Linked DNA regions of Mus musculus: region 1 is linked to region 2. The links are chromatin contacts, found by POLR2A ChIA-PET in ENCODE. All regions are on one chromosome and are shown on one strand. The core of a region is the stretch at or near the end of the contact, and the rest is flanking DNA. Distances in the headings are between cores, read along the strand shown. Region 1 holds the start of Atp2a1 (ATPase, Ca++ transporting, cardiac muscle, fast twitch 1). Region 2 holds the start of Spns1 (spinster homolog 1).

What was found. ChIA-PET counts read pairs that join two places held with the same protein, here RNA polymerase II (POLR2A).
Region 1: POLR2A ChIA-PET joins it to region 2 with 10 read pairs in embryonic stem cell. The contact joins the promoter of Atp2a1 here to the promoter of Spns1 in region 2. POLR2A ChIA-PET finds 5 or more read pairs at or near these places in 4 of 5 experiments (Patski and embryonic stem cell).

The regions. Positions count from the first base shown.
Region 1 is chr7:126,461,290-126,464,847 of GRCm38, forward strand. It overlaps Atp2a1 (ATPase, Ca++ transporting, cardiac muscle, fast twitch 1), which reads right to left and starts at 1,784. Exons shown (of 23, transcript NM_007504.2): 1 at 1,516-1,784; 2 at 1,211-1,228; 3 at 816-898. The coding sequence starts at 1,633.
Region 2 is chr7:126,375,934-126,379,352 of GRCm38, forward strand. It overlaps Spns1 (spinster homolog 1), which reads right to left and starts at 2,001. Exons shown (of 12, transcript NM_023712.3): 1 at 904-2,001; 2 at 741-806. The coding sequence starts at 1,144.

The DNA.
Region 1 (3,558 bases), core at 534-3,033, 85 kb after region 2:
CCAGCTTAGGCTCAGGAGCACATGCAGCCTCCACAGTGTTGGTTTTGTTTGTTTGCTTGGTTTTTTTGTGTTTTGGGTTTTTTTTATGGTTTTCTCTCCTAGGTCTTATTTTCCAACTAAGATGCTAAAGAAATTCTAAAAATGCAAGATGGACTGCAGGGATGGAGGGTGACAAGCAGCCAGCAGCAGGAGCTATGAATGCTGGAGATGTAACAAGGGGATGGGGTAGCCTAAGGCTCTGAGGGACCTGGAGACACCGAGGTAAGGATGAATTAGGCTGGATAAAAAGAAGTCGGCACCAAGCTCCAGGCCCAAAGGAAGTGGCATGTGGTCCAACCTGGAGACAGCTGAGGGGTGAGGGGTGGAAGGGTTGGTAAGGTCTGCAGGGCACCCTGGCAGTCAGTCGCCCTTGTACCAAATCTTTCTCTTAGTCAATCAGTACCACAGGTTGGAGAGGGCAGGGCAGGATCGGTGACGCAGAGTAGGGGACCAACCAGGACAGGCTGGGAGTGACAGTGGCCCCATAGTAGACATTGTAACCCTCACTGAAGCAGGGAGCCTATGCTTGGGGGGGGGGGGGTAACCTGAGCTCTTGAAGCCCTTGAAGCTGGGAGGGTGGCTTAGCTTCAGTGTTTTGGCTGAGAACACTCTCAGGGCTTAAAATAAAACCTCTCTGCAGGGGAGGAAGCACCCCAGCACCCCACCCCCAGCTCCTGCCTGGAAAACAGGGTGGTCAGGGCTTGGACGAGGGCATCCAGGATGGTAAGAGCCACAGGCTGATCCCAAGGCCCACATCATACTCAGACAGCACTTACAAAGGAAATGCAGGCAGCCAGGAGAAGAATCCGCACAAGCAGGTCTTCGAACTGCTCTACCACCAACTCCCACAGAGACTTGCCTGGGGGGTGGGGGGACAAGAAGAGGAGTCCCAGGGTTAAGGGATGAGTGTCCGTGGATGGGGATGGGCCAGGGTCCAGAGTCTAGAGTGCCCTGGTCCTCTAGGTTGATAGGCAGCCCAGCTTGGCATGAGAGAAAGAGATGAAACAGCCCAAAAGGCTCTTCAAATCTGTGGCAGCTGTTCCAGGTGGGGAGGACTCAGGGAAGGTGTCTGGAGTCTTGACGCTTAAGCTTTGAGGAAAGGCTATGGGTCTCAGTAAGGAGAAGGCGGGGAGTCGGGGATGAGGGGCATAGGAGGGTCAGGGTAACTTACCTTCCTCAGCAGGGAGCTCTACCCAGGGAAAAAGAAGAAAAGAACAAATTCAGTGGGGGCCCATGCCCCATGCCCCCACACCCCAAACTCTGTGGCTAACATAAGAGAATCAGGGTATCAGAAGGGTGTCCCATGAGGCTCAAGGTCACCCTATGAAACCTCCCCAAACTCCAGATTTTAAAACTTTTCTTTAGTATCCTCCTTCTTCTCCAGTCCTGCTCCACCTTATACACTTTGGAAGAAGCAGCTCCCCTGACAGGGGTAGGAGGGCAGCCATACCAGCTTCTCCTCGGAGGGATACTTACCATTGGGGCCGTATTTTTCCAGATGTCGCTTAACTTGGTCTGGGGTAAGGCCTGTGGTCTCGCTCACCCCGAAATAGGACAAACATTCCTCTGTGGACTTGGAGTGCGCGGCCTCCATTGTGCTCCCTTCCTGGGGGCCAGGGGGTGATGTGTTTCTTCTTAGGGGCCTCTCACTTGTGGGGGGACTTCTTCAGCTTATCCACCTGCCTGTTGATCTGGGCTCCTTCCTTTTTCTTGCTTGCCCCCCCCAGATTCTTCTCCTTTCCACGAAGTTCTGACCCCAGTCCTACTTGCGCAGCCGGCCACCCCCCCAGCCCCCAGCTGGTCCTTATGAGGGAGTGGGGGGGGCAGGCTCCCCCTTCCTCCAGGTCAGGGATTGGCTGGCTGAGACCCCAGCAGGAGGGGTCAGGAGAGAGAGAGGTTTCTGCTGACAGAGAGGAACAGTGGGGCTGCAGCCTGAGGTGTCACTCACAAGGGACGCAAAGGTGGCCCCAGCCTCAGAGAGGAGGGGGGAGTAAAGTCACTTTCTATCATCCGCTACTGACCCCACCCCCAGTTGCCTCAACTTCTCCAGTTACACTAAATTCTCAGTTCCAAGCCCACCCCTGAGCAGATCTTTCCATAAGCCCTCTTGGCCCTTAGGCCTTATCACTCCTTAGCCTGGTCTTGACATCATGAACCCCTTTCCACTGTCACAGTCTCCTCCCCTGCCTAATGTGTTTGGTTAGCAGAGGAAGTTCTCCAAGCCTTTTGGGGGATCAAAGGAAAGGGGAGCGCATCTTTGGGGACAGAGGAAGTAGCTCTAGAGAGATACAGGGAACCAGGGAAGGGAGATAGTCAAGGGGACAGTGCAGATGGTAACCTTACCCTAGGGAGGGGTTGCTGCAGCCATCAACAAGGGATTTAGTGTCCAGGCCCTGGTAAGCAAAGCCAGGACTGTCTGTCTCTCCTAAACTCCCCCCACCACTACCGCTTTAGCTCAGCCTCTGGGAACACAGCCTTTAGCTCCCCTGTGAAACTGGCAGGGAATCCCCCCCACCCCACCCCGAAGAAAATGGGACACCCAGGCAGCCAGGTAACCCAAGAGGCTACGGAATGTGCTGATGGAAGAGGGGGAGGGATGGGTGTTTCAGGGTGGGGCAGGGGGAGTAAGGATCTCCCCACCCTACACTAGCCTTCAACCCTAGGGCTTCATGGTGACCCCCCCAGAAGTGTGGGGTTCTCTGAAACTCTCACCCTGATGCAACAGCTCACAGAGGGAATGGGGATCAGGGCTGGCAGGAGTGCTCTGGAGCTGGGCCAGCCCCAAGCCAGTGACTGAGAGCAGGACCCCTGAGGCTGGATGAAGCAGAGGCTCTGGAAGGGAGGGGAGAAGGTATGGAGAAAAGGGGACAGAACAGAGTTGGGAGCAAAGAGCACAGACTTCCTAAGCCCAAAGAGAAGAGGGAAAAGAAACAGCAGGGTTCGGGCAGTGGCAGTCCTGTGGGCGGGGCCCCAGAGGCTGGGTGCAAAGCCACAAGTTGTTGCTGAAGGGCTGGCCTGGCCTGGGTGTCAGCTTCCTCCAAAGAGCAGCTGCTCTGAGCCACCCTTCCCCACCCGCTTCATCATTGGGGTATCTTTTGATTTCCACCCAAGCAGCTGCTGGAGGAGGAGCAGCCGGGGTATATGGGCCAGGCTGCAAGCAGGGGGAAACTGAGGCAGTAAAGTTTCCATGGGACTAGAGATAGAAAGGTCAGTGAGGACCAGCAGCACTGTAGCCCTGGAACACAGGTCCCACCTCTACCCAGGCCTCAGTTTCCCTGAAAGAACCAAGGAGCAGGTCCCACACAAGGGCTCCAGTGCACAGACAGAATGATAAGGCAGCAGAGCCCACAGAACAAAAAGAAGCCCCACTTGTTGGGGTGACCACTGGCCAACACCGAGAGATAGAAATGAAGGGCTGAGCCTCGGATTCATCCTGCCTTCTGCCCAGACTTGGGGGAGGGGTGAAGTCAGGACAAGGTGTTCCTTCCCACCCTCTTTTCACAGTTCCCACAAACCCCT
Region 2 (3,419 bases), core at 751-3,250:
TAACCTAGCATAAAACACGTGTCCAATGAACGAGTGTTGAATCCACACCATGTGGACCTTTGACCTCGTTCTCTTTTCTGCACACTTAATGCTTCTACCCAGTTCCTCTCTGGCCTGGAGTAGGAAAAACAAATACTTGAAAACCTTGTTTCAAATTCTCATTCACCTCTTTGCTTATGTGACCCTGGGCAAATCTTAGCTCTTCTGATAAAAATACAGGTAGCTCTCCCAGTACAAATAGGAAAGGCAATGAATGCTACTCCTCAGCTGACAGAACTATAGGCAAGAATACCTGGCCAACGTCCTTGTAGGGCCCCTACCACTTCTAGGGCGCACTACTAGGACCTAGCACATAATAGGCTCTCAGAAATGGAGACTTTCCCCCCACAGCAGTGCCAAGCACTCCTGCCATTGTATCCTGGTGCCCACTATGTGCCACACACAAGGCATGACCTAGTCCTCACACCAGTCTAAAGAACTAGCCCATTTTATTACTAGCTTCATTCTACAGACCAGAAAAATGAGGCTTAAAGTGGATGAGTGTGTTGCCTACCGACTCATAATAACTAGCTGGCTCCCTCTGTGCGATGTCCCAGCTCAAGTGGACAGCCCAAGAGCAGCCACGGCCATTGCCTCCAAGAGCCCTGGCCACTAAAGCTTCACTAGGCAAACCTGCATGTATGTAGGCCTACTTGAGGCAATTAAGAACGAGGGGTTGTGTGGGCAGTAGCCTCACTCACCAGTCTGGATGAGGCCAGTACTACCATCTCCGATGTTAAAGAACTGCTCGATGTCTGTAAGAACCCCTGGAAAGAAAAAACAAAGAATGAGCGCCAAGAGGCGACCCTATCCTGGGGAACTTCTCCCTTGCCTATATCCCTTCTTCGGAGCATCAGTGCGTACCTGCCACGGTGAAGCGGTCCATGTAGTTCAGGAGGTTAATGTAGCACAGAACCACCACTATGAGGGTCGAATGGCCCCGAGATAAGCCAGTGATGCGCTGTAGCCCCTCACAGTCTGGGACCTCGAGTTCCCCGGACTTTGGATTCCCCATGGGTCCTGGCAACCCCGGATGGCCGGGCGCTGGCCCGTCATCAGGATCATCTGCTTGGCTGAGGAAGGGCGCCGTGTCGGACCCGGCCATGGTCCCTGGGGAATCGCAACCGCCCACGCTTCGGTCCTACCTCCGACGGAAGGAGGTTGGAGAGAGGACTGCGAGAAGACTTGCCCACTATCGCCTAGGAGCGTGGTCCGATGCACAGTGCACCACTGCGAAAAGCCCTGGGCTTCGTCATTCCCTCTGGTTCCGACAGAGGAGAGCACACAGGAGGTGCAGGTGACGCTGGGACAGGAGCAGGAAGACCAGGACCCAGTCCCTCTTCTCACGCTGACGCACTCCAAAGCCCGGGAAGGAGCGCGCCACACTCGCTGTTGCTCAGTCCAAGCTCAGCAACACAACTGCCGCCATGTTGCCCAAGAGCAGGTCATGTGACACCGGAGCCCTACCGGAGAAAGTCACCCGGTGCAAGGATTGAACACGTGACCTGCCACCGCCTACGGAAGCCTCCAGGGTTTCTAGGGCTCCTCCGCTATGGTAACCCGACGCTCGTTCCTACTTCCACCAGTAGCCTCCAGGGGGCCTCGCAAGCTGGTGTAATCAATCGCCTAGATGGAATACCCATTTATCCGATTTCACGAGATAGTGGATTATTTGGAAATATTACATCTCTACAGATGCTAGTGAGTTGTTTCCTCTTTTCTTCTTCAGTGACTGGCTGATGGCTTCATTGCTCAGTAATTGTTGGATGAATAGCGGCGAGCAGCTGCCTCCTTTTGTTTACCAATCATGAGCTTTCACTGTGGACATTTAGATTCCTATAGAGTCGGGCGTAGTAGCGCATACCTTTAGTCCCAGGAGAAGGCAGAAGGACGGAGATCTTTGCAATTTCAAGGACAGCCTGGTTTACATAGCGAGTTCCAGGTCAGCCAGGGCTACATACTGAGTGAGACCCTGCCTCCAAGAAAAGATGCTAGAGTTTAGGAGGAAGAGGATGTTTTGTCTATGGCCTCGAGTTTTTCTCCAACCAAGACTAGTGTCCTCGCGCCCTCTGGTGTCTCTCCTGGAGGACAGGCGGAGGCTCAGAACCAATGAACTGCAATGTACCCTGCACCAAAAAATGGCATATGGCTCTAATCCCAGCACTAAAGAGACAGAGGCAGCCGATCTCTGTGGTCGAGGCTAGCCTGGTTTACTGAGCAAGTTCCCGGGTGACCAGGGCTACACGGAGGAACCTTATCATAAACCAACAACAACAAACTCAATCTGGCTGGTGGCACATGCCTTTAATACCTTTAGTCTTGAAAACAAAACATACAAAAAAAAAATCCCACTAGGTGTGGCAGTGAATTAAACAAACCTTTTATCTCAGCACCCACGGAGCAGAGGCTTTTTTTTTTTTGGCTTGTTTTTTCATTTTTCTTTCTTTTATTTCCAAGGTTTCTCTGTATGTCTGACTGTCCTGGAATTCCCTTTTTTGACCAGTGTGGCCACCAATTCACAGGCATCCACCTGCCTTTGCCTTCAGAAGGCTGGGATTAAAGGTGTTCCATGGCGAACCGTCTCAGGTTGCTAGTTTTCCTTAATATACATACATTCTGAATGCAAAATACTATGATTCTATGAAAATACTGTTTTGTGATCCCACTTCCAGAACTGGGATGTAGTTCAGTTGATAGTAAATACTGCCAAGCATTCCTGAAACCCTGGGCTCAAGTCCCCAGTACCTCATTCACCCAGCCCGTTGCAAAAGGTAGAAGGAGGAGAATTGGAAGTTCAAAGTGGTCCTTGATACATAGCAATAGTTAACTTTAATGTGGCTTTGGGTACATAAGACCCAGTCTCGACAAAACAAAAAACAAAACAAAACAAAACAAAAAATTAAAGATTCCTCTTGGGGCTGGAGATGGCTCAGTGGTTAAGAACACTGACTGTTCTTTCAGAGGTCCTGAGTTCAAATCCCACATAGTGGCTCACAACCATTGGATCCAATGCCCTACTCTAGTGTATCTGAAGAGAGCGACAGTGTATCCATATACAGAAAATAAATCTTTTTTTTTTAATATCCCTCTCAGCACAGCAGAGGAAGAGGCAGATAAAAGTTTGAGGATTTGAAGACTGGACTGTATTGAGTCTTAAGTCAGCCTGGACTAGATAATGATGAGATACAGAGACAGAGAAAGAAAGAGAGAGAGAAAGAGAAAGTTAGAGAGAGAGAGAGATTGAGAGTTCGAAAATAGGTAAGGGCCAGCAAGGTGGCTCAGAGGATAAAATACTTGGTACCAATACTGACAATCTGAGTTCTGTCCCTATCCAAATGGCAGAAGAGGATTGCCTGCCACAAGCTGTCCTCTACCTCACA